2 separate regions of the Mus musculus genome follow, and region 1 is linked to region 2. Evidence: chromatin loops called from intact Hi-C (ENCODE). Cell type or tissue: left cerebral cortex. All regions are shown on one strand. Links, peaks and the distances in the headings refer to the core of each region. The heading gives the core; the rest is flanking DNA. Region 1 holds the start of Agk (acylglycerol kinase). Region 2 overlaps Agk (acylglycerol kinase).

What was found. Hi-C counts contacts between places; a loop is a spot of excess contacts. Peaks named below come from ENCODE experiments on the same cell type or tissue, not always from the same donor. Only the 100,000 strongest peaks of a DNase experiment are listed, where the experiment ranks them.
Region 1: a loop joins it to region 2, with 4 times the contacts of the local background. A loop is called at or near these places in 2 of 42 quality-filtered maps.

What each region holds. Positions count from the first base shown.
Region 1 is chr6:40,317,804-40,333,450 of GRCm38, forward strand. It overlaps Agk (acylglycerol kinase), which reads left to right and starts at 7,675. Exons shown (of 16, transcript NM_023538.2): 1 at 7,675-7,727; 2 at 11,690-11,796. The coding sequence starts at 11,696. In left cerebral cortex, for the core only: no CTCF peak of the experiment used is centred there; DNase peaks (open chromatin) are centred at 7,350 and 7,766; H3K4me3 peaks cover 1,445 bases; H3K27ac peaks cover 1,024 bases.
Region 2 is chr6:40,384,346-40,399,992 of GRCm38, forward strand. Agk (acylglycerol kinase) reads left to right here. Exons shown (of 16, transcript NM_023538.2): 12 at 2,469-2,616; 13 at 3,099-3,196; 14 at 8,308-8,378; 15 at 10,269-10,353; 16 at 11,380-12,417. The coding sequence ends at 11,517. Among named protein-coding and RNA genes, the nearest start is that of Dennd11, 44 kb to the right of the region's middle. In left cerebral cortex, for the core only: CTCF peaks have their summits at 6,829 (motif pointing left) and 9,109 (motif pointing left); DNase peaks (open chromatin) are centred at 6,809 and 9,069; H3K27ac peaks cover 361 bases.

The DNA.
Region 1 (15,647 bases), core at 3,258-11,257, 67 kb before region 2:
GGTGTTGACAGGACTCCTCATAAAGGCAGAGCCTTGGGTCTCATTGGAGTTCAGGGGACAGCATGCTGCTCAGTTCTGCTGGCTGTGCCCCAGGTGGACTTGGCCGGCAAGGTGACTGTGCCACTCTTATTTCTTCCCATCCTACTTAGACAAAGGTAACTTCTGTCCACTATCTTCTAAACCGAGATAATGTTCTCTCAGGGTTGGTCCTGGTAGAGCTTCCAGTAACTGGAACCTACTGGATTTCAAGATGGTCTGTGATCATGGTCCTGCTAAAATACTGTTCCCCAGCTTCCCTTGTCGGCTACAGATTGGCCACATCCCGTCTTCCAGAGATACCCCCTCACCATGAGTAAACATGGTCTTGCCTAAGGTCAGATTGAACTTATCTTTCTTTCCACCTTCCATCTCTCTACAGCTGCTTTTAATAATATAACAATGTGGGATCATTTGGGGGGTGGGCGGGGAAATCCCACAAATATTGAGACAGATGGAAGACTATTGATTCTGGGATTGACTGGATGTTGTCAGTATCCAATGTCATAGCGCTTCAGTGTCTTCAAGAGAACATTAGTTGATTTTACACTTTCCATGTGTAGCTTATTTCCACTCTGTAAAAAGTACCTATGTGGTAGTGTGCTAGATATGAAAAGAGATTCTAGTCCCCATCTTTGACAATGCAAAATGTTTCTCCCCAAAGATTCCAGGCAAGTGCTAAAGGTAGGGGCAAATTCCAGTAGCCTCCAGGGACTACTTTCCTGGTCTTCAGTGATTATCATGCTGACCAAAGACCATGGGAAAGGAAGGGCACAGGCCAAGCCCTTCTTTCTGGCTGTGCACATCTCCATGGCAGATACAAGTCTCTACTGTCACAGGTGCTCATTTTGTCCTACAGGAAGCTCTATCCAGTTTGTCTCATTTTGGATATTGTAACATGACATTGTCATTTACAAAGCTCATAGACAGGAACTACACAACTAAGTTACAAAAATGTCAGAAAAAATCATATGTTAATTAAGTTTTTGAATTAATGTGACTTCACAGTCATGGCTATCCAGGGCACATGTAATCCACAGGTGCAGGTTGGACATGCTGACAAGAATTTCCAAAATTGTGAAAGGGAGCTAGTCTCAATCCTTGAGTGACAGAATGTCTTGGGCTAACTCAGTTTCTGGTGGGCTGCAGGAGACAATGAAAGGCTAGCTAGTAGTTAAGACTGATGATTCTATAAACTGAATCCTAGTGAAACTGAACTTAGAATGGAGTAGAATTGACATACATCTCCAAAACCCAACTGTCATATCTACCTGCAGGTGAGTATTCATATAAGATCATACATGTTCATGGTTTTACAATCATAGACTTCAGGTATATATTTAGAAACTTTACTATTATCTTTGATGTTTTCATTCTTACAGAAAAAAATCACACTTGGTATCTAAAGTGAGAGATTCTGACTAGAAACATTACTATTGTTTGAGAAGGGTCAAGTCAAATGCCATTTAGATATGTAGAAAGACTGCATAGAGGCTATGGGCATGATGGTATCTGTGATGGCTATTCCCAGTTGTCAACTTGACTATATCTGGAATGGAATACAATCCAGAATTGTAGGACACACTTGTGGTCCAGATCTTGAGGCATAGTGACCATAAAAAGCTTAGGCCCAGGCAAAGTGGTACACACCTTTAATCCCAGGAGACAGAGGCAAGCAGATCTCTGAGTTCAAGGCCAGCCTGGGACAGAACACATTACAAGTAAAAAACAGCTTAGGTTCAGGCATGGTGGTACATACTTTAATTTGGGCCGTACCTTCTGCTGGAGGCCTACATAAGGACAATGAAAGAAGGAAGTTTTTCTTCTTCTCTGCCTGCTTGCACTTACGTGCCAGCACATCTGCTGGAACCTACTTTTTCAGGATTCCAGCTTATACAGAAGACCAGTTGAAACACCTAGCCTCATGGGACTGAGCAACTACTCGATTCTTGGACTTTCCATTCACAGCTGCCCATTGATGTAAGTCATTCCAATAGTTTCCTTTACTACATAGAGACATTCCATAAGTTCTGTGACTGTACAGAACCATGGCAATATCTTAGGTTTATTTTCTGTGGCTTGACAGACTACCACATCTATAAATAATAAGCAAAAAATATTTATTCAGGAAATGGTTCTGGGACCCGGGATGTCCAGCTGGTGAAAATCTTCACGTAGTAGGATAAGCAGACACTCAGGAGAAGTAAAATCAGGCATAAATCACACCTGACCAGCAGGAACCTGCCATACAATAATGCCATGAGGTGAGGACAGAGTTCTCAGCCTAGGCACCCCATTAAAGGTATCATCTCTTCTCACCATTCCAACCTGGCAGTGACATGGCAATTGAACTTGAGCATGAGTTCGCAGAGGACACTCAATCTGTAGGAGGTAGGTGGAGAAGAGGCACGGAGACACTACAGTTACACAGTGGAAATGGATGCAGGAGCCCACAAATGGCCTTACAAGAACATAATACAAACATGAAGAATTAACTTGAGACAGTGAATTAACTGGAGACAGTGCAATTGGTATCTGCCCAGCATAGCTTGGATTCTCTAGGAAGCATAACCTAAGACAGTGCATGCTAATTGTGACTGCTTACCAAATTGCTGTGTACTCAGTAGTTTAACATACAATGTATTATCTTACAGTTTTGGAAACCAGAAATCTAAAATGGGTCTGCAGGATTAAAACCTTCTGTTTCTTGGAGAGAACCACAGGCAAACTTCAGAGTATTAAAGCAGTCTATGTGGCCAAGTTCACACTCACCTGCGATGCCCATGTGGCAGTAATATATGATTCTAATCTTGAGAGGTACTAAGCCCAGAAAGGAGTGTAGTCCTCCCTTCACATATAAGATAGAAAACAAGACATAAGCCATAAGAAAGGCACACACATGTGCTCGAGCGCGCTCACCCCCCAGATGCATATGTAATTATTTTTAAGGCTTTTTAAAACTATCATTTTCTGATCAAAGTTCACTGTCCCCATTTTCAGGACTCCCCCTCGCCCCCAATCCTAAAGCATGTTCTTTGCCTTCTCCTTGGATCATCCCACAGGTCTCGGGGGTTTCAAGCCTCCAGTCAAGCAGTTGCACAGACTCATTTCCACAAATGAACAGGTTAGATAGTTGGAAAAGAAATTCCGAAAGTAATTCACCGACTCCCTCAGCAGTAAACTATTTTAGAACACTAAGGGATTGTTTTAAAGCATGATGTTCTCCCATCTTCTAATGGACAAATGGAGAGAGTGGTTGGAAGTTCACACTATTCCCAGGGAGAGTGGTGGGAAAGTCACACTGTCCCAGTGAAAAGTAGGACAGAGTATGGTTTACTGCACTTAACCTCATCAGATGTTTTTGTTGTTCTTCAAGCATTCATCTGGAGTCTAAGTTATAAACAAATGAAATGGGACTTGTGAAGGTAGATTGCAAGCCCTGTGGGGGTGGGCACCATGGAGGGCACTAAACTTGAAGCCAGCCTCAGACCTTTCCATGCGGCCCATCACACGCCTCTCAGCAGATGCTGAGTGACAGAATGATGGAAGAAAGAAGAGAGAAAGTTGTGTTGCTTGGCTTGATCCCCCTCCATCATGAGGGTTGCTGAATTTAAACTATCTGGAGGTCTGCATCAGCACAGTGTTCGTGTAGCTCTCTTGTTACTACGAGTCCACTGACTGCACTAGAGATATCTGTAAAATGTAAACCAGACCCAACAATTCTGCTGACAGAATCCTATTCTACTGAGTGGTGTGTCCAAAAAAGCTTTCCCATGCAGGAAAGGGGCTTAATTTCTCTGTCCTTGAGGAAGAGTTGAGGAAGACCTCTCCACTCCCAAAAAGGAAAGAAGGAAAGAAAGAAAGAAAGAGATTAACATGAGAAAACAAGCATAATTATTAATATGTGACCATCAGGAGGAAGCTCAAATTGGTGACTTAGAACTCTGTCTTAGATGGCACTCCAAACAAAGAACAATAACATTTAAGCAGGTGACAGAAGTGAGGGGTGAAGGATTTTGATTTTATATTGACAGCAATGTAGGTGGAGTTAAATACATTGGCAGATAAAGACCGTTTTGATAAATAAATCATGCAAATGCTGATGTGGGCCCACAGCTGTCCTCAGTGGTTAGCCTTTGTTGTCTGTGGACTAGAGTTGTATGGAAAAAAGGTACACTGCTATTCAAGAGTCTGCAGACCAGTAGACTGATTAGAACTTCATGACAGTGGGGAGATGGAATGTCACAGATGGATAGCCAAATTTCTTCTCTCTTGCCTGTAGTAGCTATTTACCACCAAACTCTCTACCTAACCCATCTTTGTGACTACTAGTTAAAACTTTAGGAATGATATAACTGTAAACTTCCACCAACCCAAATCTAAGAAGGTCATCCATCACATGGCATCTGAAACCTATGGAAGAGATTTCTCTGTGGTGCTGTTTCCTGCCTACTTGACATCTTAAATGGTGTACTGGCTAGTTTTCTGTCAATTTGACACAGCTGGAGTTATCACAGAGAAAGGAGCTTCGGTTGAGGAAATGCCTCCATGAGATCTAACTGTAAGGCATTTTTCTCAATTAGTGATCAAGGGGGAAAGGCCCCTTGTGGGTGGGACCATCCCTGGGCTGGTAGTCTTGGGTTCTATAAGAGAGCAGGCTGAGCAAGCCAATAAAGAACATTCCTCCATGGCCTCTGCATCAGCTCCTGCTTCCTAACCTGCTTGAGTTCCAGTCCTGACTTCCTTTGGTGATGAACAGCAGTATGGAAGTGTAAGCTGAATAAACCCTTGCCTCTCCAACTTGCTTCTTGGTCATGATGTTTGTGCAGGAATAGAAACCCTGACTAAGACAAATTGGTAACCAGCAGAGTGGAATATTCCTGTGACAACCTAACCATGTTTTGGGGAGGACTGTGGAAGGACTTTGGAACTTTGGGCCAGAAGATCCATTTGCTGTTAAAAACTCTGTGAGATATTGTGTAGGAGCTTGGAAGATAATGTTGAGAGCAGTGCAGAAAATGGAGGCCTGGCTTGTGAAATTTCAGAGGGAAAATTAAAGACTCTTTTCAGGGCCATTGCTGTTTTGATTGTGAAGATTCTGTAGTTCTGGTTAGCTGGGGCTGAAGAATCAGCTGTGATTAACAATATACCAGAACAACTAAAGCAAAAACTTTGCATTTCTGGGACTATTGATGCTGGTTAGCTGGAGCTAAGAAATTAGCAGTGATTAAGAAGAGACCAGCATCATTGAGGTGACATCTTCTGGGAAGTGTTTTTGAGAGCACAGAGGCTGTATTCCAGAGATGGCCAAGGTTGTACCTTGTGCTGTGGCTGGACTTGGTAATGTGTAAGATTCACCCAGGTGGTACTGGTTTTGAAGGCATGAAGAGGTCATGCAGAGCAGCTGAGGCTCAGCACAGTGAGAGGCCATGGAAGGCCATTGGTGAAGGTGCAGCCTCAGCTGCAATTGATTTTCCAGGACAGAAGGGGTCATGTAAAGGAGTTGAGGCTTGGCACCATGAAGAGAGCCTATGAGAGGCTGTTGGTGAAGCATAGTTACAGCGAAAGACTACAGTGTTTGGAGATGCCAGTACCATGAGATGACCACCAAGAACAGCAGCAACAGTGGAGTACAGGCAGCTGGAGCCTAGAAGACAAAATGAGTGCTACAAAGGACAGGGCTGGAGAAGTGACCCAAGCCCTTGGAGGAGCCCAGAAGATTGTGAGTTTGATCCCAGACATTGGACAGTTGGAGTTTAATTTTTGCTTTTGATTGTGACTGTGCCCTGATGTTTTTCCCTCTTGAAGTAAGAAACTATTTTTAGTGGAGCCCACAGTTAAGAGACTTTTAATTGTAAAAAGGCTTTGGGTTTTAAAAGAGATGGATATTTTAAGAATATGTAGAGACTGTGGGACTTTTAAAGTTATTTAGATCTTGGGGATGAATAAGAATGTAAGGGTTGAGGCTTACTAGTGATGTGTTTGTGTGTCAAGTTGACAAGGGGTCAATTGTACTGGCTAGTTTTGTGTCAACTTGACACAGTTGGAATTATCACAGAGAAAGGAGCTTCAGTTGGGGAAATGCCTCCATGAGATTTTTCTCAACTAGTGATCAAGGGGGAAAGGCCCCTTGTGGGTGGGACCATCACTGGGCTGGTAGTCTTGGGTTCTATAAGAGAGCAGGCTGAGCAAGCCAGGGGAAGCAAACCAGTAAGGAACATCTCTCCATGGCTTCTGCATCAGCACCTGCTTTCTAACCTGTCTGAGTTCCAGTCCTGACTTCCTTTGATGATGAACAGCAATATGGAAGTGTAAGCTGAATAAACCCTTTCCTCCCCAACTGCTTCTTGGTCATGTTTGTTCGGGAATAGAAACCCTGACTAAGACAAATGGGCTCATGGCTTTATTTTATTTTCTGATTCATAAGTGTCCAACTAACCTATTCTACGGTGGAACGTGTCATTCAGGGCAACTTGAATCTGTGTTCCAAAACCATTGCCATTCATACTTGGCTCAGAATACATTTATTTCCTGTTTCCTAGGGAGACAGCAGTGAAGAAATGTCTATTTTCTCCAGATAGTGACAGGAACAGACCCCGAAGAAATGATTCCACTAAAGTCTAGATTTGTGGATCCATGAATTTGATTGGGGTAGTGAGGAATTACCTATAGGAACATGAGCAACTTAGAGGAGGCAATACCAGTGAAGAAGTTCCCTCAACACTCCTCAGCCCCTCTGGCCCAGTAACCTTTAATTGCTTGTACATCTTGTGGAAGATGGGAGTCCCTAGAGATCAAATATTAGTGGATCCAGTCTTGGGACATCTCAGGCGAGTTCCCATTTGAAGATGTTCCTACTGAAAAACTGTTCCCATTTAAGACAGCAATGTTGTGCCCTCAGGGCAGACTTCTAAGAGTCCTCTTTGCAGCAAAATCTGTTTTATTTTGTTGACATCTTCCTCGCAGTGAAAGGTGGCAAGATAAAAAGTTTTTGTAACTGCCTTGGTGTAAGGCAGCTAACAGGAAGCTTCTCTGCACCTGCCCTTCATCTTCAGCCCAGCGATCTTTATATTTTAACAAGACACATTTTTCTGTTGTCCAACACCCCTGTGGGCTCTCCTGCTGCATGGCTCCCTTTTCTCATAGCTCTTTCTGCCTCCAGCACACAGGCCTAAGGGTTCTGTGATTTTGTGCCTGATTTCCCCAGCCTCAGCCCCACTCCCACCCCACCCTGCTCTTCCGTGCATCCAGACCTGATCATCATCTTCCTGCTCTCTGGAGCTCAAACTTCCGCTCGTTAATTTAACACAGTGCCTCCTCATCTCCCGCCCTGTCGCTGGGTTTTGTTTTATTTTGTTTCATTTACCACTATGCCTTAGCCATTTAATTACTTTCTGATTTAGTTCCAAATCGTAAAACTGTTCTTATTATGTATTGTGAACTTTCCAGAAACGACTGGCTGGCGACAGATGGATAGATGAAAGATTGAATGAACAAGTAATGTGAGAGAAAGGGAAGGGAGGGCGGTGGCTGCTGCGAGCCCATCCCTAGGTCACGGGAGGGCTCGCCCCCGCCTGGCTCGCGCTGCTCCGCGTCGGAACCCGAGAGCAGAGGGAGCGGTTTCCCTGAAAAGAGAGGGAGAGTTTTGTGAGAGCACACAGGAAAGGCCGGGCGCTGAGCGGCGGGCAGCGGTGAGTTCGGGGAGCAAGCTAGGGCCGCGGGATGTGTGTTGTCAGGGTGTGGAGCGCAGCCGCTGGTGGCTGCGTTGAGCAGAGCGTCCGGGGAACCCGCCTGGCGTCCGGGGATCGGCCACGCGGTTGCTGACTGCGGTGGGGCGGGAGGAGGGGAGATTGGGCCGGGCCAGCATGGCGTGCACGCCCGTTGTCCCTGCGAGTCAGGTGTGCCGGTTCGAGTCCCAGAGCCGTCCCTAACCTGTGAACCCCTCAGCTACTTCCCACCTTGGGCTGTGGGGTACTCCGGAACAAAAAAACGGGGCCAGTAATATTTGAACCCTAAAGGGTGGGTCGGTTCATTCGTTCTATTTATTAGGTTCTGCAGATGTGGATGACTAGAATCTGTTCTAAAAAGCTCTTTAGTGAGAAAACCCCTACTTTTCTTGTCAGAAGAGGGTCAGAATTTGAGAGTTTTTGGGTTTGGGGAAAGCCTGTTTGGAAGGCAAAGATATGTTAATTTAGGCATAAAATTTGAGATTTTTAACTGACATTAGTGAGAATGAAAATTTTGGCTACTGAGAAGGGAATATACACTGAATGTATTACAGATTGTGAAGACAAATACAGATTTTATTCACAACTGCTTCACTGCAAAAATTAATGGTGTTTCCCTTTTTCTCTAGGGAAAATGTTAATTGACTTATCCAGGGTCTCACCATCTGTAAACGACAAAGCTAGGATTTCGTTAAGCACCTTGGCCAGTCCTCTTTGCACACTAGGCTGCCTGCATATTTCCCTCATCTTTTAATAATATAGAAAGCATTTAAGACAGGGTGGGCGTGGCTTTTTAAAAAGACAGTCCACTCAGAGTGTTGTCGACTGTCCGATATTCGTTCCATGCCCCTCTCTACTTGGGTGATGTTCCAGCCTTCCAGCAGGTGGAACAGTCTAGAGTCTCCTTAACTGCACACTGTTTCCCCACAAACCTACAATGTAAATCCAAAGCCTTGAAATCACTTAACAATCCGTTGCCCAAGCACAAAACCTGGCTCCGTTTCCTCGTCCTTCACCTCTTGCAATCAGTTGATCATCAAGCCCTGCCCATTTCTATTTCATAAAGACCTCCAAATCATTTGTTGACTCTTGTCTAGAATTTGTGGCAGTCACCCCTCGAATGGCTCCTTTTAGATTTACTTTCAGGTTCTGGCAGTCTGTTTTATATTCTGCACCTCAAATGTGATTGTTATTCATCTGCTAAAAAAAAAAAATCTCAAGTTTTAAACATAATATTGTTTTAAACATAATATCCAAAGACCTTAGTGCGGATTCAAAGCCTTTTCAAATCTTCCCCCTCCCCATGACCCCATCGTTCATCTTAAAACATTGATTTTTAATGTCTGGTGTGTTTGCAACCTCCATTGCAATTATGTTAGTAACTGCTAACTAAAAATCATATGACTACTCAGTTCAGGAACAAAGTAGGCTTTTGGGGAAGGAAGATGATGACCAAGAATATATATTTACAACAAATTTTGTGCATTTTAAATAAGGTTTAATAAAGACAGTAAGGGCTGGGAGTCACTGTTGTAGATGCTATCCTGTATGTATAATATCGATGGTGTTTAGGGCATGGTCATCCCCAAGTCGTACATTGGCAGTTGGGGAAACAGTAGAAGCAGGAAGTTGTTGCTAACCTGAAGCAGACTTCCTGTATAAGGCTCTTGTGTTAGAGCTACCTGTCAGATGCTTGTAGGAAAAGAAATAGTACTTTTATTTCTTAAGATGAAGGGACACAGAAGAACCCAAACAAACAGACCTTGCTGGTCTTTTAAGTCATAGCACCTTGTTCAGTCATGTTTCTGTAGAACTTACTGCTTTTCATCAAATTGACCACACACACAGGGATTTATTTCTGAAGGTTCTGTGTCATGAAAGCTCACATTGAATAGATGTATATGCTTTTTCCTTGTTAATATGTCTTTTGTTATAAGATTCTTAGTTTTAGTAATGGTTGAGAAGAGAAATTACTTCAGTCTACTACTTACCTGTGTTTTTCAAATCACACACACACACACACACACACACACACTGCCTTTGTATACTTATTAGTTCAGGTCGTTATAACTGGGATAGCTTAAATAACAAAGATTACTTTTTACAATGTGCAAACTGGAAGTATGAACCCACAATGGTTGTTGGCACTGGGCATGGTACCCTCTTCCTAGTTTGCAAATGGCTGTCTCATTGCTGTGTTTTCAGATGGTTTGGAGGTGGAAGGGATGTGAGGCTGTCTTCTTAGAGGGGTACTAGTCCATTCATGAGGACAGCATCCTTAGGACCCCATTATTTCTACATCCTAATACCATTTCAGTGGGAATAGGTATTCAGGCCATAGCATATACCTAACTCCTTTACTCTGACTTCTGACCTGCAGGACTCTGGCTCCTTCAGCTCCATCCCAGTTAGGCCTGTTTTTCTGAACTCAGGGTAGATCCTGTTCTCATTCCCCAACATGTATCTTATGGTGTTGCAGCTTTGCCTGTATGGTTGTATTGCAGTTAGGGATTTAAGATTTCTGAGCATTTGAGAGTGGGACTTACTCTTCTCTGCCCTAGCCCTTAACATAGAGTAGGTATTCATTAAAGGCCTCTTGAATGAATAAGTGATTAGGATCAGATGAGAGAGGTCAATTATGTGGACCTTTGGGAATTTTCTTTTTCTTTTTCTTTTGTATCAGCCTAGATGGCTTCATTGATGTTTGCAGTGTGGCTTTTTCTTCCTAGGAGAGGGATTTTAACCAAGGGAAGTTACAGAGAGAAATAATTTTTATCTGTTTAGATAATAATATATATATATATATATATATATATATATATATATATATATATAGTGAGAGGGAGAGAGAGTGCGCACAATTGTAAGATGTCATTTAGCACCCTACAACTTAGAGGATATTATGTAAAAGTTCTGCTTTTATTTATTGGTATTTTGGTTGGTTGTCTTCTTTGAATGTAATTGGGATAACACTAGTTTTAAATGCCTTTTACTCTGCTAATTTTATTTAACATTGTATTTGGTTGTTTTTTTCTATATCTATGAAAATTCTCAATTAAAAAATGAATTGCTACATGTCTCACTCACTTAATATATGTTTTTGGGATAGCTATTATGTGCCAGATCTTACTTGATGTATGGGTTCTAGTAGTGACCACAGTTCTGCATTCAGTGGACCTTACTCTAGTCAGAGAAGCTAAGTAACATATTAATATAAATATCATCAAATGGTGTCATACAAAAACAGAATAAACATATTACACTATTTTATTTTTTCATGAAGAACTAATTTATCTTCCTTACAGGAGTAGGTATGAGTATCTGTCTTGTATTTTGTTATTAGTGAATACGATAATTTAAAAATTAATTTTATATGTGAATAATAATAGCTCTTTGTAATTTGCACGCCTTTGATTAGTAAATTGAGTATGTTTTTTCTTAACTGAGCCACATGCATTGCTTTTTTTAAAGCATGTCCTCCACTGGTTTTCATACTAAAGACCTGGTGTTTTCTTCTGTCTTAATAAGCTGTTGCTGGTCTTTTGGGTTCCTTATATGTACTAGACAAATACTCAACAATGGTATAGTGGGACAGTCAGAAGACACACATCAGGGAAGCCTGGCTATTTACTTCCTCCTTTCTGCCCTCCTTCCTTCTCATATGGAGAGGGAAAGGTGGGTGGATACAGAAGGAGGAGAGCCAAGGTAGAAGTACATGAAAAAGAAGGAAGCAGAGATTGGTGAGTGGATCAGAAGATGCTGATGGTGACTAGACAGGAAAGGATGAGAAGAACCAGAGCAGAAGTAGCAAAGGGAAAACAAAAAAGGAAAAGGGAGGGGCGGGGAGACCTTAGAGGAGGACTGTAGGATGCTCTGTGATTATCTTGGATAACTTTGTTTTCTTTTTCTGCCTATTAAATCTATAGGAGAAGATGACTGCATTCTTTAAAACGCTTCGAAATCATTGGAAGAAAACTACAGCTGGGCTCTGTTTGCTGACATGGGGAGGTCACTGGCTCTACGGGAAGCACTGGTAAATACTGACAGCCCGACACCATCCGCATCCCACTATAGAAGGATCTGTAGGGCCAGGGTTGAAATCTTGCCCAGCTGCACTTCTCTATAAAATGCGGTGGTCAAACAAAGCCATTCAAATAAAAACAAAGGCAAAAGCTTCTTGTAACCTGCTCTATGTAGTTGACTACATATTGCACTTTATATGCACTTTATTGCTCACAGAACATATTTCACACTGTAGTGTGCAGTCTGATTGATTGTAGCTGTGTGGTTCTGTCCTTGCTAAGTATCTTCAGAGCTAAGTACCACATCCTTATAACCTATGTGCACTCAGCTTAGCATATGCAAGGTAAGAAAGAATATTAACCTTCCCTTCCTTCTACCCTGGACCCCCCGGGGAGCCTATGCTGTGTTTGCAGGGCCTCGAAGGCACACTGGTGCCAATGTGGAGACTCTAGCCCCTGCTGGGTGAAGATCCAAAGAGCTTACGTGTTCCTTTTTCAGTATGTTTCCAGAGGTCTTCTGATACTCCCTAAAGTCTTAAGACTTTTTAAAAGGCCCTTTAGTTCTCCAGCCTGAAATGTCCTCACTCTGAACAGGGTTTGAAGCAGCCTTTATGTTTGTTTCTGTATGTGGTATAACACAAAGGTATAGCCTCACTGTTTTGCATGTGGGTATGTGGGCTGCACTGTTTATAGAAAGGGTTTCTTTCTCTGCTGTATGGTCTCTGGGCTTTGTTGAAGGTATTTTGACCATATATGATGGAGCTTTATGTCTAGGCTGTCTGTCCTGTCCCTGTGGCCTGTGTATATCTATAGGCCAGAACCACATTATTTTGAAAACTATAGCGGTATAAGAAGTTGTAAAATTAGGAAGTGAGACTCTTCCAACTTTGTTCTTTTTCTAGATTATTTTGGCCATCCAGGGTATTTGAGATTTCTTATCAATTCTGAGATGGCTTTTTCCTATTTTTGCAAAAAGTGCCATTGAGATTTTGACAGGAATTACATGGAATTGTTAGTTTGCTTTGTTTTGTGGCCATTTTTAACAGTATTGTCTTCCAGTCCATGAACACAAGATGTCTTCTTGTTTGGTGGCTCTTAATGAACACATCTCTTATCTTACCTAAATTTATTTCTAAATATTTATTCTTTTTGATCTTCTTGTATAGTTGATTTCTTAATTTCTTTTATGTGTTGTTCAATCAGTGCATGGAAATGCAGCTTACTTTATTAATCTTTTTGGGTTTTTTTGGTCTGGCTTTGATGAGGTTGTTTTATGGTCCTAACATTTTTTTCTATGTGTTTGGGTGAAACCGTTCTGATGTTCTATATAAAAAGCTCATGACATCTGTAAAGACAGATAACTTTCTTCTTTTCCATTCATTTTAGATGCATTTTCTTTCTTTCTCCTCTTCTTTTTCCCTTCCTTTCTTTCTCCCTCAACCTTTAACTTGATCGTGTCTTGCTATGCTGCCCAGGCTGGCTATGAAACTAGGATCTTCCTACTTCGGCCTCCCAAGTGCTGGTATTATAGGTATGTGCCATCACTTGCTTGGCACTTGTATCTTATTTTTCTTCCATACGTTCTCTGACTCAATTACCCTTCTTGTACTGCCTGGCCTTGTAGTCTCTTGAGTCCTCCCCTTAGCACAATTGGAAACATTTCCTCTGATCCCTGCCTTCCAAACTTACACTTTTGCCCTCTGTCTCTCTTTGCCTCTCTCCTTCTTGTCCTCTGTGACCCCTTCCTTCCCTTTCTTCAAGCATGAGGAAAGAGTTCTCTGCCCGATGCCCTCGTCTCATATGTCATGCTCTCCCCTGAATGATCTCAGTTGTACATACTGTCTTCTGTCCAGTCCCAGGTTTTGGTCATCTCTATAAAAACCTCTTCTGAGCTATAGACCTAGGTGTATAGCTTGACGGAGATAGTCTCAGTGCCATAGTCTTGTGGCATTTGAACACTTGATCCCCAGTTGGTGGTACTGTTTGGGAGGTGTGGCCTTGCTGGAGGAAATCTGCCATTAAGGGTGGGTTTTGAGGTTTAAGAGACTCAGCATTTATTGTTTGCTCTCTCTGCTTCCTTCTTGTGGGTCAGGGTATGAGCCCCAGCTTCCTTCTTCTGCTACCGTGCCTTTGTTATGCCATTGTGGACGCTCAACCTCTGGAAGCATCAGCCCATATTAACTCTTCCTTCTATAAGATGCGTCAGTCGTGATGTTTTATCACAGCAATAGAAAGGTAGCCAATACAAGTACTTATCTTAGGGTGCTTCACAGGTATCTCTGACTCAGCATCCTAAAAACAAAAATCCTCCTGCTCAACCTGCTCCTCAGTTAGTGGACATGCTCACTGTCTATTTCGTTTCCCTAGATATTTGGACAGCCTCTCTTCCTCCTTACCCACGTTTCTTATGCCCTGTGCATGGATTTGAATGGTTTTAGTCTCCTCCTGTGTTCTGTTTCTTTTGTCTGTCCCCACTGTCTGTCTTCATCCACACTGCCCTCCCTTCCTGTGTGGATTATTACGAGCTTCCCAGCTTTTTGACTGTTCTGTTTTGTACACCATTGCCATGCTGCTGTTTTGCAAGTGAAGGTTGCTGTTGCTTTTTAGACTGAAATCCCAAATTCTTAGCAGCATGCTTGAATTTGGCCTCATCTGCATATATCGGTAACCTTCCCGTATCTTACATTTTTGCATATGGCCTTCAAGTCTACTTTTTTTTTTTTTTTTTTTTTTTGGTTTTTTGAGACAGGGTTTCTCTGTGTAGCTCTGGCTGTCCTGGAGCTCACTTTGTAGACCAGGCTGGCCTCGAACTCAAGTCTACTTAAGTGATGAAATTATTATGTTTCAGAATCCCTAGAAGGGCTTTGCATATGGCATCCTTTTCTGAGCAACTGAAGTTTCTCCAAGTCTCAAGTACTGTCTTTTCAAAGACATCTTCCCTCTCTAATTAGATTAGGCAGTCTTCCTGCATTTTCTCCATAATGCTATGAACTCTTCCTCTATAGAATACTCTGTTGTTGTGGGGCCAGTGAGGTGGCTCAGTGGCTAAAGTGCTTGCTGTGCAAACGTGAGGAACTGATTTGGGAACCTGAGCAGCCACATACAAGTTAGATATGGCAGTGTGCACCTTTGGAGTTGTGGAGACAGGACAATCCCTGGGCTTACTGGTATCCAACCTAGTCAAAACTGTGAGTTCCAGGTTCTCTGAGAGACCCTGTCTCCAGAAAAGGTATAGACTGATAGAGGAAGACATCCAACATCATCCTCTGCCCTTTGTGAGTACCTAAACAGGTGAGTACACTGACACACGCACGCTCATGCACACGTGTGCACGTATACACACAAAACCCCACTCATTGCTATTGTGATGGTTTGCTCTGCTTGTGTCTTCTCCTATCATAATACTATATAGCCTCTGTATTGCATGGCATTATCCTGAAGCCCCTGCACATAGAAGGACTCATGCACATGTGTTTATTGAGGAGGATGAAAGTATGGCACTAAGCAGCAGAGTAGCCACTGCGCTGGCCCCTTCTGACCTCACATCCAGGCTGTCAAATTCTAAACAAGTAGTGCACTCCATCTATAGGCAGCTTCCTCTTCCATGGCTCACAAATGTATCCTGAAATATTCCTGAATTTCTGGTAAATCCTCTGCCTTCTCTATACTCAGACAACCTTAGCTCTCATTTTAAAGAGAAAATTAAAAACTACAGACCGGTTATTCACACACAGACACTTTTGTGTTCTTTCCTTCAGTGGATGAGGCAGCCTTCCTGCTGCCCAGTGATGTCTCCTTTGTACCCAGCCCTCACCATCTGCGCCTTCATTTGAGTCCTTAATCATCAGCTTTTTCCTTGTTG
Region 2 (15,647 bases), core at 3,570-11,569:
TACTGTATAGAACACTTCCCTCGTCACAACGCTCTGCCAGGCTGTGCTCTCTTTATAATAATACGTTAAAAGGTAAGTAATAAGGCCTGAGGTTGTAGTATAGCACAGTGATAAAGCACCTTGCTCAGCATATTTAAAGCCCTGGGTTTGATTACTAATGAGAGAGTAAGGAGGCATAGAAAAAAAGTTCAACAATTTCATATTAATGAAAAACCTAAAAGAAAAATCACTCAATAGGTGAGCTATATACTCTGTTTATCTTTCATGCAGATCAAAGCAGTATAGTTATAATTTATGTTGGCTAATCTGAAAATTGATTGTGAAAAACTAGAATCCAATGTTAACATTTGGAGTTATCTGATTTCTTCTAATTATAAAATAATATATCCTTTGAAAAATGTAGCTCTAAGAAATTCCAGTTGGATTGAAAAAAATTAAAAGAAAAAACTAAAAGTTAGTAAAATACTTGGAGTAAATACAACATAATTAAAAAAAATTGAAAAGGCAAGATTGTTCTACTCCTAAGTTCAAACTGATTAGTAAAAAGTGTTATTGTTATAGAGAATAATTTCACTGGTTAAGTAGCAATACCCTGGGAAGCAGGAGCTGTATGTTTAAATGGTGGCCTTCTAGATCCTATAAACACTTTCCATCCATTGCTTATCAATTGCTTATTTGTAGCAGAATTTTTCCTGCCCAACTAATTTAAATATTAATACAACAAGAAGCCTGTGATTGGACGGGGAAAAGAGAGGCAGAGCTAAGAGTTTCAGAGACAGGGACAGGGACAGGGACAGAGAGAGAAGGAAGGAAGATGAAGGAAGAAGAAGATCCAGATTCCATGTGGCTTTAAATAGCCACATGTAGCTATGAATATCATAAAAGTATAGAATAAGTGGGATAATTTGTCTAATCTAGGTGGTCAGCTTGTATCTTTATCAATTGGCTCTGATATCATTGTGTGGCCATCTTGTGAACTGAGAATTTATTGATATATAAATCTGACTGATTAATTATAAGCTTCTAGAGTTTTGATTTACTGGGTTAAGGGGATTTGTGACAACTAGCCACAGGGGGTAGATGGCTGAAAAGATACAAGCAGCTCTGAGGCAGGCAGATGGGAGCTGGGAAGACCACAGACTGGGGCTAACCTAGAGTTAATAGGAAGTGGTGGTGGGGCATACCTTTAATCCAGCATTCAAGAAGCAGGAGCAGGTGAATTTCTGAGTTTGAGGACAACGTGGTCTACAGTGTGAGTTCCAGGACAGCCAGAGCTACACAGAGAAACCCTGTCTCAAAAAACAAAACAGAACAGAACAAAACAAAACAAAAAGAAAAACAAGAAGAAGAAAAGAAGAAAGAAAGAAATGCAGACAGTCAGGGTAGAAGGTTTCCTCTTCAGGAATCCCGACTTTAAAGAGAAGACAGAAAAGGCTACCCTGAGAGAAACAGGAAGACAATAGAGCAGTGGCTTTTAAGTGAGCAGATAGATGGCTGTGTTTTCATATACCCAGAGCAGGGGAGGGAGGAGCAGGAAGTGAAGAGAAAGGAGACAGAGAAGATGACTGAGTTGGCTAAGCACATACACAGACAGGATAGGATCCAGGGTTCCTGCACGGGGGAAGGGCTTCCTTTGTCACTGAGACAGTAGAGAAGCAGCAGTTAGGACCAAATGAAAGTGACATTGGAGAGAACTAGGACGTTCTCCCTGATATGCTTTGAAAACTGTTTGAAGCTATGCTTCTGAAAATGAAGCAGGAGGACAGGTGATAAAGGCGGCACAGAATATTTAACCATAAGAGTCTAGAGACTCTGCCAGAGCCTGAGGGTCTGTGATGTCGCTGATAGGCTCCTCTAACTGGTTTCTGTCTATACCTGCAGTATGATTCCCCCACTCTCCAATAAATGTTAAGCCCTGATTTAGGGATCCCTCCTTCCTTTACACACACACACACACACACACACACACACACAAATAATAATAATAACAATAGATAAAAATGTATCATAAAATATCTTGTGTGAGAATGATGGGCTTTGAAGCATGAAGAGGCCTCAGGCTGGATTTGAATTCTGTCCTCTATATGGAGTCTGATACCAGCACTGAAGTAGGTGTTTGATGCAACTGATTTCATTACTTGTTTGTGTGCCATCGATAAATTGAGGGTAAGTTTAGCATAGGACCACTCTGCTCATTCATATTGATTTCTGTTCTTTGGATAAGTAAGTGTAAACAGTAGTTGTCAATTCAGTTTGTTTTTCTCTCTGTTGTATGTTAGGGAACATACACAATCACTATGTTCATGGTTTTTAAGGTAAGGTTTGAAGTCGTCATATTCCCAAGTGAGGAGAATTCTGCTCATTGAAGAGACAATTAAATTATTAGAATTCTGACCTTTGCAGAGCAAAGCCCCCTGTGTTAGGAATTATGTGTACATGATGAAAGCTGTTTTCTTCTTCATTAACAGGAATGGCCTCAGACTCATCAAGCCTCCATCTCTTACACGGGACCTAGAGAGAGACCTCCCATTGAGCCTGAAGAGACTCCTCCCAGGCCGTCTCTGTATAGGAGAATATTACGCAGGCTTGCCTCATTCTGGGCACAGCCACAGGATGGTGAGCAATGTGGTGACTAGATTCCAAGCCCTGTTCAGCTTAGAAGTGGCCTGGAGCAGACTCCCAGAATCAGTACTAGATAAGTTCCTGGTGAATTCAGACTCCTGGGTGCTGTCAGGACAGGCTTCAGTGTCTTGTGACTAAGCACCACCGTTCCTCGTCCTCTTTGTCACTGACATCTGTGCTAGTGAGCTGCTTTCACTTGAGGACGCTTTAGGCATAGAGAGAGAACCTGGTATTTATCCCTGCTTTACAGAAAAATGAAATAAAGAATAGAGTTGGACAAAGGGCTGGGGAAGCTGACTACCAGCAGCTCAGTAGTCTCCCTCCCTCTCTCTACCCCCCCCCCCCCCCCCCGTGTGTGTGTGTGTGTGTGTGTGTGTGTGTGTGTGTGTGTGTGAGAGAGAGAGAGAGGGAGCGGGCAGGGACAGAGAGAGAAGTGTCAGTAGAAACACTGACCCATGTCTGATGGATTCCCACAGCCTCCTCCCGAGAGGTAAGCCCTGAGGTCTGGAAAGATGTACAACTGTCCACCATTGAACTGTCCATCACAACCCGAAACACCCAACTTGACCTGATGGTAAGTGCACTCAGTTTTTAAAAAAATGAATTTGGTGTCTGGGGAAAAAGTGACAGGTGCTTTTCTTGCACTGATTCAGTATTTTTCTGTTTACTCTGTGGGCATAGAGATGAAAGGCTCAAGTAGAGGGAGGGGTGGTGTGCCTTTGAGGAACAATTGCACTGGGAAGTGGTAGCTGAGTGCATTGGGGCACAGGAGCTCACGGATCTCTGAACACACATTTTGTTCATGCGTGCCCGTGCATAGAGGCTCAGACCAGAAGACGATTTGTTTTCTATTTATACAAGTAATTTTCGTCTCCTGGGAAATATTTGCAGACACAACCAGCCCCCTTTACCTTTGGAAATAATTCCAGTTGAATTAATGAACTAAACTAAAAAATAATAAAACTACCTAAGTATTAAGTAACATTTAAGTGATTATTAGTAGAAACTTGAAAAGTACAAAGAATTTTTTCTAAACATGACACCTAAGGCAAATTTTATATTGATACATTCATCTACTTATTTAAAAAGATAAACTTGGGAATGACAGCTGGGGAGAATATTAGGATATGGCAGACCAGCAATTATTAGCTTTCCTTATCACAGTCTCCTAGAGTAAATCAATAAGGAATGAACAGGGACAATATTAAACAATGGGCCAAAGGCTAAAAATAGAAAATGCACAAAGGGAAACATTTTAGGAAAAATAGCTCATGTTTATTACATGGGAGTCACTGTCTAAGAATCTTACATGAATTAGCTATATTATTCTCAGATTTACACCGTGTGTGTGTATGAGCAAGACCGTTTAACTGCATTTCATACTAAGGGTAAAGAAAAAGTGTTAAGGAGCAGCAGCTGAGATAGTAACTACTGGGTGCCGAGTGTTACCCAGCCCGGCAGCACTCAGTGGTGGTGTGCATGGGGAGCTGGGCCCTCTCTTAGCCTTCATGAGGCTGTAAGCTGTAACTGTTTGTTTTCAGCTGTCGTGGCAGGGGTGCGGTGGTTTAGTTTGTGGGCACCAGCACTTACTGTCCACCGTCTTCCCTTACTTGACACAGAATTATGAAACCACCATGAAGGGATGAGGTTGAACAGTCCTCTGTTGGGAGAGATTTTTGAGAAGAAGATAACATTTCTATTACACACTCTCTTTATTCTCAGTCTGTGGTAACGCTGTATTTGCAGTGTTTGCTCCTGTTCTTTTGCCATTGTTCTTTTCTCCGAGGACTGAATCTCTGAATGCATTGCGTGCAGTGAGCCTGTGGTTGCAGCTCTCTCTAGATGAGCCACATTCAGGCCGCTGAATGCTCTTATCTTTGTGCTAATTACAAAGCTCTGTGACACTGCTTCTTATCTCTAGTCAGTTCTCTTTCCTTCACCACTCTGCCAGAGCAGATACAGTAAAATAGTCACATACTGTAGCTGTCATGTAATAGTTAAATATTTACTTATCATTAAAATAATATCTCCATAATAAGAAAACAGCTTTAGGATTGTGGAATTTCAGAAATTTAATGTCTCTTAAATAAGCATGTTTATTCTTTAGTAGCACAGTATATTAAATAGATTGAGTAAATAACTATTAATGCTTTAGTTTAAAGTAATATATAATCTTTATATTTACTAATGTGGCAAGATGCTCATCATATATTGCTGAGTGATTTTAAATGATTTTCATGAGATAGTTACTTCCATTGTTATTTTTAAAAAACTTGCCACCTATAATTGAGTTTTGTGAATAGCACAGGTAAAGGCTCCAATTTTATTTACTTATTCGAGTAGCCAATTAATCAGATCAGTTTATTGACTCTTTCCCCTAGAGATGGACAGATCATTGTGTGCTAGAAACTGAACTCAGCTCCTCGAGAGCAGCAACAAACACTCCTGAGCCGTCCCATCAGCCCCATGCTTTCTATAAATACTTGAGGGTGTTTATTAGGTTCCTCATAGAAGTTTTATACGGTTGCACTGTACACATACAACTTGAGGAAAAATGGCATTTCTATAGTATTGACCCTGTGGCATATCAACGTGATGTATCCCTTCCTTTACTGAGGGCTTCAATATCTCTCAAGGTGTTTTATGATTTTCTCTCTAGTATTTGTCTATTGCTAGGTATACTCATGGTTATCTTACTTTTGATACTATTATCAGTATAATCTCTTAAAACTTCATTTCTCTGACTGAAGAGACAGACATGTAATTGTGTGTGTTTGTGTGTGTGTGTGTGTATGTGTGTGTGTTGATGCTGAATCCGCATCTTAGTTAAATTCTTATTAATTATGTTTGCCTGTGAGTTATTTTAGGTTTGTTATAGGTTTTGCTATTATCAACAGCAAAAAGTGCCAGCCAGGAGTAATGCTAATGGGGGCCATTGCTTTGTTTTTAAATTTGATAGATTTTGGGGATACATTTTATTAGATGAGGAAGTTTCTCATAAGAAAAACTTTGCTAGGTTTGCCAAGAGTTTATTAACTAAATATCTTAGACATTAAATTCTATCAAGTATCTTTTCATCATCCATTAAGGCAATAGGATTCTCACTGAATCTGCCAATATGAGCTGGTCTTTGAATGCATGTGAGACTATTGGCCAAGATATAGAGCAAGCAATTACTTTACCTTCATATCTTAAACACTGAACAAAATCTGTGAAGTTACTATGGGCAAGAAATAAGTAGTATATGACAGTGGTCCCAGAGAGAAGGCACTCAGATAAGGTTGGCCTTGTTCCTGTCCTAGCTTCCTGCTTGAGAGGCCACAGCATAGACATGGACTTACCAGGAGTCCATGGTCTCTTCTGGGAAGGCATCTTTGAGAATTCAGGGGCATCTGGGCAATAAGAATTCAGAGCAAAATAAAAGAAAACTGCCTCGGAGTGAGCCAGGAATTGACAAGATCCACGGAGATCGGTTGGCTTTGTCTGTATCTTCACTGATATGTGTATGTGAGAAACTATCTGAGTTGAAGAAAGAACTCCTCCCAAGAAACAGGCTCAGTCCTGGGAAATTTACTCACATCACAGGACCAAACGTGTGTTCCCACAAGATAAAGGCGAAAATTGTTGTCAGGCCTGGGGTGTTGATACTTTAAAAAGCATTTTCTCCATATGGACAAAATTAGTCTGATTCCAGGCTTATATTTCCTCTACCAAAATCTGGAGGCTAATCCACAGACTCGACATTTCCAGGTAACCTAGCCGTGCCTCTAAACAAAGCTGAGGAAAGCTGTCAGCAGAGGATAACCATAGACCCAACTGGCCAGCTGCCTTCAAGCTAGGATGTTATTTTAATAAGTTAGAATCACACAGAATTCAATTTTCTGTGGACTTTAGTGGAACACAAACATGCTACCATATTATAGCACCCAGCAGAATCTAATGGCCATCAGAGAAACTTCACATAATTCTCTCTGGTTCTTAAAAGAAAATACATGTTGATGTCCATTCTCACTGGAGCATGGCTTTGCTGCCCACTGCAAGTTTAAACATGCCCGTTTCCTTTCCCTTATCTCCTGGGCATTAGAACTAGTCACTAGTTAGTTTTCAGCCTCTTCCTCACCTCTTCCAATGCCATCCTGGCATCTACTGAGCCTTCACTGCTCCTTCTCATTTCTCTGTAATGTCTTGTCCTGGCTCACTGCCTCCCTCTGCAGTTAGACCTGTCTCAATTCTTAGCACAGCAGGCAGTGACCCTATTACAAACAAGCCAGAACATTTCCCTCCTTAGAGCCTTCCACTGCCTCTCCATTTCACTCAACCTAAAAGACACCTTCCTTAAAGTGGTCTCCAGAGCCCTACCCATACAGATGCACTCTTCCCCACTATAGTCATCCATTTTTCTTTCCCCTACCACTCAGTCTGTACATTTCAGGGACAACCCTACCTAAAGTTCCCTTTGTATGTTTGGCTTGTCCCTAGAAATAGTGTTTTTTAAAGTATGATCTTTAGATTGGCAACATCAGATTACCAGGAAATGGTTTGAAATAAAAATTCTTAGCTTTACAACAGTCCTACTGAGCTAACTCTGAGAATGATAGCAGGTACTGTTTTTTAAATTAACTTTTAATCAACAAATACAGACAGAATCCTGATGTTAATCAACCCTCCAGGGATACCTGTTAAACAGTGAAAACTGCTTCCCCTGATAAGTGTGTTCCTTCCTTTCTGACCTCCTGGGCTTCTTTTGATCAGTCACCTTCTCACCTGGTCTCTCTTTAAAATATTAGTCATTGGGGCTGCAGAGATGGCTGCATAGCATACGAGCATTCTTACTCTTCCAGAGGACCCAGGTCTTCACCCAGAAGCTCACAGCCATCTAACTCTGACCTCCATGGATACCTGTGCTGCATGGACATACATGCAGGCAAAACATACTTCGCATAAAGTAAATAGAAATAAATCCTTTTTAAAAATTGTACTACCACCAGTGCAATCTCAGACTCCTTGTCTGTTTATGACACTTTGTAATATAGTCTGATGTACTTCTAGTATACCCGGTTTCTGTACATTCAGTAATATACTGCTTCATTTTTCTGTGCATTCCCTTCAGTGAAATGTAAGTTCTTTGTGGGCAAAATTCCTTCTGTGTTAACCCAAATATTCTGAGGGCTGATGAAATGTGGCTGACTCTTAGTAGGTAGTTGGATGAAATGTGAAATGTAGATTCTGAGCGGTCATTATGTCAGAACAATGTGTTTTGTAATTCCTAGTTGAGAGATACAGCTGTGCTTTAGTGGTACCTTTGAAACTCAGGCAGTGGCTCACAGAGGCTTGTGTATGCTCTCCTGGGCCTACAAGTTGTGAACTTCCCCAAGAAGGCCATACAGAAGTGTTGGGATTGCTTAACTGAAGGCTAGGCTGGTGCTGCTTGCTAATGACTAGCAGGAAACTGAGGAGGGGGACAGGATTCATGACTCTTTTCATAGCACTTTCTTCTGCATCAGGCTTTCAGAGCTTTGTATGGATAGAACCATCAAGTTTTGCAACCGTTATTGGGAAATAAGTAGGTTGCTATTGTCTGCTCCAGTTGCATTTAGAACATTTTAGAGAACCCAGACACCTGTGGGCGACAGCTTCATTAGCCCAATTTCCAAGTCTTAACATTCCCATTCTTAATCTTTCTAGAGCAAAGAGGATTTTATGAACATTTGCATTGAACCTGACACTGTCAGCAAAGGAGATTTCATAATCATAGGGTAAGTGCCTGGTCTGTAGGAAATGGGGCTTCATCAAGGAACTGGTGTCCTCAAACCTTTCTATCCAGAGTGTGCTGTCTGTCTAAGATGGAGACCTGCCAACGGCCTTGTCTGTCTGGGAATTCTGGCCTTCTTTTTTAGAATGGAGCTGGCATGTGTACTTTTGCCCTCTCTGCTCATTTTGGGAAGAACAGAACGTTAACAGTCTGCCTTTCCATTGAAATGAAAGAATTCGGTGTTTCAGGCCGTGCTAAGGACTATCTATAGTCTCAGGGAGCTTGATTGCCTCCTCACTGGCTCTGGAACTCTAAGGCAGTTGACTTGTCTGAGTCCTTTCTCATCTGTAAAATGGAAGGTTATCATCATGTCTACTACCTGAGGACTACTTGTCAGTCTCAAGGAGGCTTTTGACATTGAGTAGCACTTCCCGGCGACTTTTACTGCGCATGCTATTCACCTTGTTTTCCCATTCCCAGAACATCAAGGACAAACTTGAAAGGACACTGAATATCTACTTGGACATTTCCTAGGCTTCCCCTTTTCTAATACAGTAGACTCTTCCAAGTCCTGCCTGATTTGTTAACTCCTGCCTTGGCTGGAATTTCATTGGCTGAGTATTCTGTAAACTCTCCAGACATCCTCAAAGTATCTAAGGAGCTGTATGTTCGTTCCCATGCCAACCCGTAATCTGCTCAGCCTCCTTTGCTTTGTCCTGGTGCTCCCTCTTGTGCCCAATTTAGGGATTGGACATTGCTCCTGCAGCAACTGTGTCTCCATGGCTGCATCATTATCTATTCCAGCATTGGCTGCAGCACACTTTTCATTAGTCTGTGTTGTTCTCGCCTTTGATACAAATTCTTCAGATACTGAATGGTCCCTTCTGCAGCCTTTGATTACTCTCGCTGTATGGGAAAAGGAAGAAGGAAAAAAAGCCTGTCCCTTCCACAGTGTGCATAAATCGCACAGTATCTTAAGTGCGTCTAGCTAATGGGAGCAGCCATATTCAAATCTCCTTTATAAAACTGACACCCAAACCAAAAAAACCCACTGTATCAATTAATTAAATGGTATTATGTTCAGCATTCTTTAAGCAAGTTTCCCTTTGGTCCTTAAGAGAAGTAAATTTGTGCAATGCATGCATCCACTAAATATCTCAATGAAACCTGATGAAGCTGGTTCTGAAACTCTGATGACAAATTCATACATGAAAAAATTGCTACTTCAAAATAACAAAAGATTTTTTTTTGAGACAAAGTCTCTTATAGCCCATGCTTGCCTTTAACTCCCCAAGTAGCTCAGGCTGGATTTAAACTTCTCCCTCTATCCTTTTCTCTCTTTTTGTATTTACCATAATTAACTAAATGGAGTACATGTGTGTTGAGGTCTCGCATGTTTGTGTCTGATTGCTTTACTCCAAGGCTACTTAGCAAAGGTAAGTGTGCTAAGGAGGCTGTTATCTATGGAGAGTGATGAGAAAATAGCTAAGACTATTTATAAGGGTAAAAGCATTATCTACCCTAAAGCAGAATAAATTGCCCTTCATAAAGGATCACAAGGACCAAGGAACAGAACTTTGATGCTTTCCTCAAATGACTGAATTACATCTTAATTTTTACATTTGAGATGCACAACTAGATAGATAGATGTAGAACCATTTTAAAATTAAGAAAATTGAGAGAAACTTCATGGCAGCTTTATGCAGTTCTCACTCCACAGCAAGTCAGTCAGTCTCGTAGAATGTACCCCAACACTGGTTAGAATCCCAGGGAGACTTGTTCACTGAGCCCTGGTCTCCGCACTCTGCCTTTCTTGCCCTCATCGGTGGGCTTTTCTGAGGTCTATTGCAGTTGCCATCAAAGATTCCAACCTTGCTTTTTCTTATACTAATAGAAGTAAGAAGGTGAGAGACCCTGGCCTGCGTGCAGCTGGCACCGAGTGCCTCCAAGCCAGCCACTGTACTCTGGTTCTTCCTGAGGTAAGATGGACCACAAGCTGTTTTGAGTTGATTTGTCTTTTTCTCCATTTTCTTCCTCTTTCCATATTAACGCCTACCATTTAGGTCCCTTCTGTTTAACAACTCGTTATCAGGTCTGAGTTAAAGGAGACCAGAAAAGAAAGGCAAACGCTTCCATGCTACTGATTTGGAGCAGGCCTCTGAGGCTTAGCGTCTCTAGGCCAAGGTTCTCCCTCGAAGTGATCCTTAGGTCCCTAACCTTTGCTTCTTCATGCCAGGAATGCAGAAGATGTTTATGATAGTATTATCTGAAGAATCTTCCATTTGGTGGGTATCGGGTTTTATCTTTCCTGTAAAGTATGCTATAGAGTACCATTCTTAGAATAACAACTTTTGTAAATAGGAATAAAGAAGTGGCGGTACTTGAATTGAAGGTAACTTGACTGCTGCGGCCCCAGGTCAGATTTACTCAGGCCTCTAAAGAGTTATGGCCATGCTGTTGCTGTACTGCATTGAAACTGTAGGCAAATGCAAGGTGTTGACATGTGTGGCCAACATAATTTCATGGAGCAAATGCTGAATTGAATGAGCTATGGCAGGACTGCACAGGGTCTAATGATACTAGTGTTGGCACATCCAAGTCTGAAGACCCTGAGTCTCAGGGAATAATGAAAATGAATCAGTGGACACAAAGTACCTCTCAGGAGTATCAGCTGCTTTTGCTAAGGAGACTTATTGTCTCTGGCCCTATAATCAATTTATTTTTTCCATAGTGGATATCCTGATTATGTTCTTTGACAATTTCATGTATCTATAATATGTAAATGCTCTTGCCTTCTGATAAATGTTTTAAAATTCTAATATTATTCAAGCTCCAAAGTGTTTCTTGAGATAGAAGGTTTCAAAGGAAAACCCCTCTCTGTGGACTAGAGAGTTGATGCTTCCAGAACCAGTCAGGACTGAGAGGTTTTTGTTAGGCTGAGTCCTCTGCAGACGCTTCCTCATCCAGTAAGGTCCCAGTTGTGCTCAGTACTCGCCTCTCTCTAGGGAACTGAGGGCTCCTTCAGCATTGACAGCGAGGAGTACGAAGCCATGCCGGTGGAGGTCAAACTACTGCCCAGAAAGCTGCGGTTCTTCTGTGATCCGAGGAAGAGAGAGCAAATGCTGCCGAGCACATCCCAGTGAGCGACAGCGTGGCGGGCACTCCCAGGCTGCACTGCAAGCCACCAGTGGGACCACATGGGGGATGTGTGTGCTTCTGTCCCCAGAGGGTCACAGGATCCCAAGGGAATTTTCATGGCAAGTACCCCCAGCCCTCCTGTTTGCTTCCTAGAGCACATACCATGTCATGCACTTGTTTGTGGTCAGTACCCTGTTAACCCTCGCTTTCCTTATGTTGAGGTAGTTGATCCCTCTTACACAGTGGTTGTCTCAGGCTGGGTCTAGAACGTTCTTGTACTCCCTGAGTTGGGAAGGGCTGGAGTTTTGTGATTGTCCCACAGTGGAGAGTGGAATCTGTAGACCAAGTTCCTGTTTCGGTTCTCTGACCGTCCTGGGGCACCCCGGGGAGGCAGCTGCTGTCTCCGGGAGCCTCGCCCTCTTTCTGGGCTCTCTCATGGGTGCTGCTCCTTTGTGAGCTCTCTGCTTTGGTTGGTTGGTCTCATCCGGAAAGCAAATGTGAGGTTGTTCCCTCTTTAGCCATGGCAGACGTATTGTAAAATGCTATTTTAAAACAAACTAGTGCTTCCTCATTGTTAGTTTGCATGTGTACAACTGAGGCGCATGTTGAAAACTAACTGACCTGGGACCTACCCCCAGGTTGACTTTGTAACTCAACCTGGCAGGAAGCTAGGGTTCTTCATTTTTAAAAAACTGCTTCCCCAGGTGAATCAACCATACCGGGAGAAAGTGTTTTAAATCTACTTCATAAACTTAAATGTATTATATATATATATTTTTTAAAATCACATATTTGTGTTGACATCTATTGTTTCCATGGGAAGTTAAACACTTGTCAGTGTACTTACTAGTATTGTGTAAATATTGTTTAAAAATAAAAACTGTTTGATCATTCTTTTAAACATATCCAGTGTAATCTAAATGCACCCCTTATTTATAAAAATTAACTAGTAAACTAGAGTTTTACTATTTGAAATTTTTAAATTATTTTTTTTCTCCCTTGGGTATATTTCTATACTACTGTGAACAAAGGAATTTTTTTCTTTTTTAATATAACATTTTTATTGATTCTTTGTCAATTTTATACATATTTTGATCATATTCACCCTTATGTTCGTCCCCAACTCCTCTCATATCCATCTCACCCCTCCTAATATTATTTTGTCTTATAACCCAAAGTTTACTTTGGTGCTGTCTATATGTTTGTGCATGTCAGGCCATCCAGTAGAGGTTGTTCAACCTACCAATGGCCACACCCGTAAGGAAAAACAACGGCCCTTCTTCCAGAAGCCATCTACAGTCCATACACAGTTCCTCAGTTGGTAGGAGCTATGAGCCCCTCTCTCCTCCACGCTGCACTGTTGACTATCTCGATCTTGTGCAGGCAGCCACAGCTGCTGCCAGCATGTGCATGGAGCCGTCCTGTCCTGTCCTGTCCTGTCCTGTCCTGTCCTGTCCTGTCCTGTCCTGTCCAGAAGACACTCCATCAACCCTGTCCTCTCCAACCTCTGGCTCTTACAGTCTATTCCTACCCTTCTTCCATCATGATACTAGAGTCCTGGCATGAAGAGAGTGTGATAAATGTGATGAAGATGTCCCACTCGTGGCCACCAGTCCATCGACACTTATTCTCTGTACTTGGCCAATTGTTAACATTCTGTATTAACTGCCTTCCACTGCACAATGAAACTTCTTATGAGGTCTGAGATCTGCAGAGACCTGGCTGGTTTGTTTATTTGCTTGTTTAATTTAATTTTATTTTTTTACTTATTAACTTTACATCCTGCTCACTGCCCCTTCCCAGTCACCTCCCTACAACAACCCTTCCCCCAACCCCTCCCCTCTCCTCTGAGCAGGTTGGGACGGGGAGCTCTGGGTATCCCCCCAACCCTGGCACATCAAGTCTCTGCGTCTAGGTGCTTCTTTTTCCACTGATGCCAGACAAGTCAGCCCAGCTAGAAGAACATATCCCACATACAGGCAACAGCTTTTGGGATATGTCAAGGACCAGGCTTAGCTTGGAGAGGGGTTCTCACAGAAGTGGGAGCAGTGCAAAGAATGACTTGAAGTCAAATCATGGATCCAAGCTGATGACCTGTGTTCTGCTTGATATAGCTTTTCCATTCTGCTTCTATGTTCCGCTTTCTCTCTGTCTCAGAGATTTCTGTGTCTATATTCTGCTTGCTTGTGAGTGTGTGTGTGTGTGTGTGTGTGTGTGTGTGTGTGCGTGCATGCTTGTGTTTATGTGTGCTTGTGTGTGCATATCTCCAAGCAGTTCTCTTTTTATCCTAAAAATTTCTCTGGATAGGTCATTTCCTGTGGAACAAAGGTCCAGTCTTTTATTTTACCTATCAATCCTGTCCAATCATTTACTCAAGGTTTTCCTTTTGATTATGAATCAGCATCCCTTGACTTCAGCCCTTTGAATTTTTTTTTTATTTAAGGCATTTTTTATTAGATATTTTCTTCATTTTCATTTCAAATGCTATCCCCAAAGCCCCCTATACCCTCCCCCCCACCCTGCTCCCCAACCCACCCACTCCTGCTTCCTGGCCCTGACATTCCCCCAGCCCTTTGATTCTTAGCAGACAGGAAGCACACATTTTTTTTTCCTCAACATTGCAAAAGAATTCAGAGATCTGTCTACCTTTGTTAAGCACAAACAATAAGCTAGTTGGGTGGGACCCTGTCCTGAAATTACCATTTCCACCACAACTGGGCCTAGATTTGCTGTGTCCCAGGCTGACCTTGAACTCAGGAATCTGCCTTCATTTGTACCTGCCTATCTTTGTATCTTTCTGACAAACTGACTCATAATATTTGTTCCTTTAGATTTGTGAGTGCCTTATAATTCATATTGCATCCTTATATTTTTACATAGTTGAGAAATTCTATATATTTTGAACCCATGTTTTTAGAGATCTCTCTACATCCTTAAAGACTATCCTGAAGGTCCCCTCGTTTACCATTTTGCTGAGACATAGCCACACCCTTGACTCCTGGACTTGTGCTGTTTTTCATTATTATGGAGTTATTAACGTTAACAGGGAAGACATTCATTGGAAGGAAGAGTCCTCCACTGCTAGTGGGTCCAGAAAATAGGTACATTTTTACACAAACAAGCTTACACCCACAGCAACCATCAACACTTATGGATTCTCACACCAGGGCCTTGTCCTGCCTAGTTCCTAGGCAGGAACCATGTCACTCTGTCCCCACCAGGGCCATGCCAGGCTTGGCAGGGATAGCCCTGCTCCAATTGTTTGGGACCCATATGAAGACCAAGCTGCACATGTGCTACATATGTGCTGGGAAGCCTAAGTCCATTCCTATATGTTTTTGGTTGGTGGTTCATTCTCTGAGAGCCCCAAGGGCCCAGATTAGTTGACTTTGTTGGTCTTCCTGTAGAGTTCCTACCCCTTTGGGGCCCAGAATTCTTCCTTCTGTTCTTCCATTAGAGTTCCCCAAGCTCCATCCACTGTTTCGACTATAGGTGCTTGCATCTGTCTGTGTCAGCTCAGATAACATGCTCCTGTCTGCAAGCATAACATGCCATTAATACTGTCAGGGATTAGTGCTTGCCCATGGGATGGGTCTCAAGTTGGGTTGGCTATTGGCTGGCCATTCCCTTAGTCTCTGCTCCATCCCTTGTCCTTTATTTCTTGTAGACAGGCTAAATTTTGAGTTGAAAGTTTTGTGGATGTCTTGATGGCTACATTGGGGTTCCTGCTTGGCTACAGGAAGTGGCCTCTTCAGGTTCCATATCCCCAGCTAAGTGATTTTACCAGTTTATTTTTATGCTTGCCATTATCATTTATCATTTGCTTTTCATCAGTAAAATGTGTAAATCTATAACTTAAGTATTAACTTATTACCGAGCAAATGTTTTTAACAATTATTAGTATACATTAGAAGAAATAATTATTTGAATAATTATTTTTTTGTAATTACAGTTATGTTATTGGGATGTTCTTGTTCCTAACTTGTTTATTTACCCAACATGTAAATATTAGTTCTGGTGAGATAAGGATATCCAGTGTCAGTTACATTCTTTTTTAATTTATTATTTTTGAGCCCAGAAAGTAGATGACTATGAATTCTAACAACTTTTTTATAATTGCTTTGAAATTAGAGGG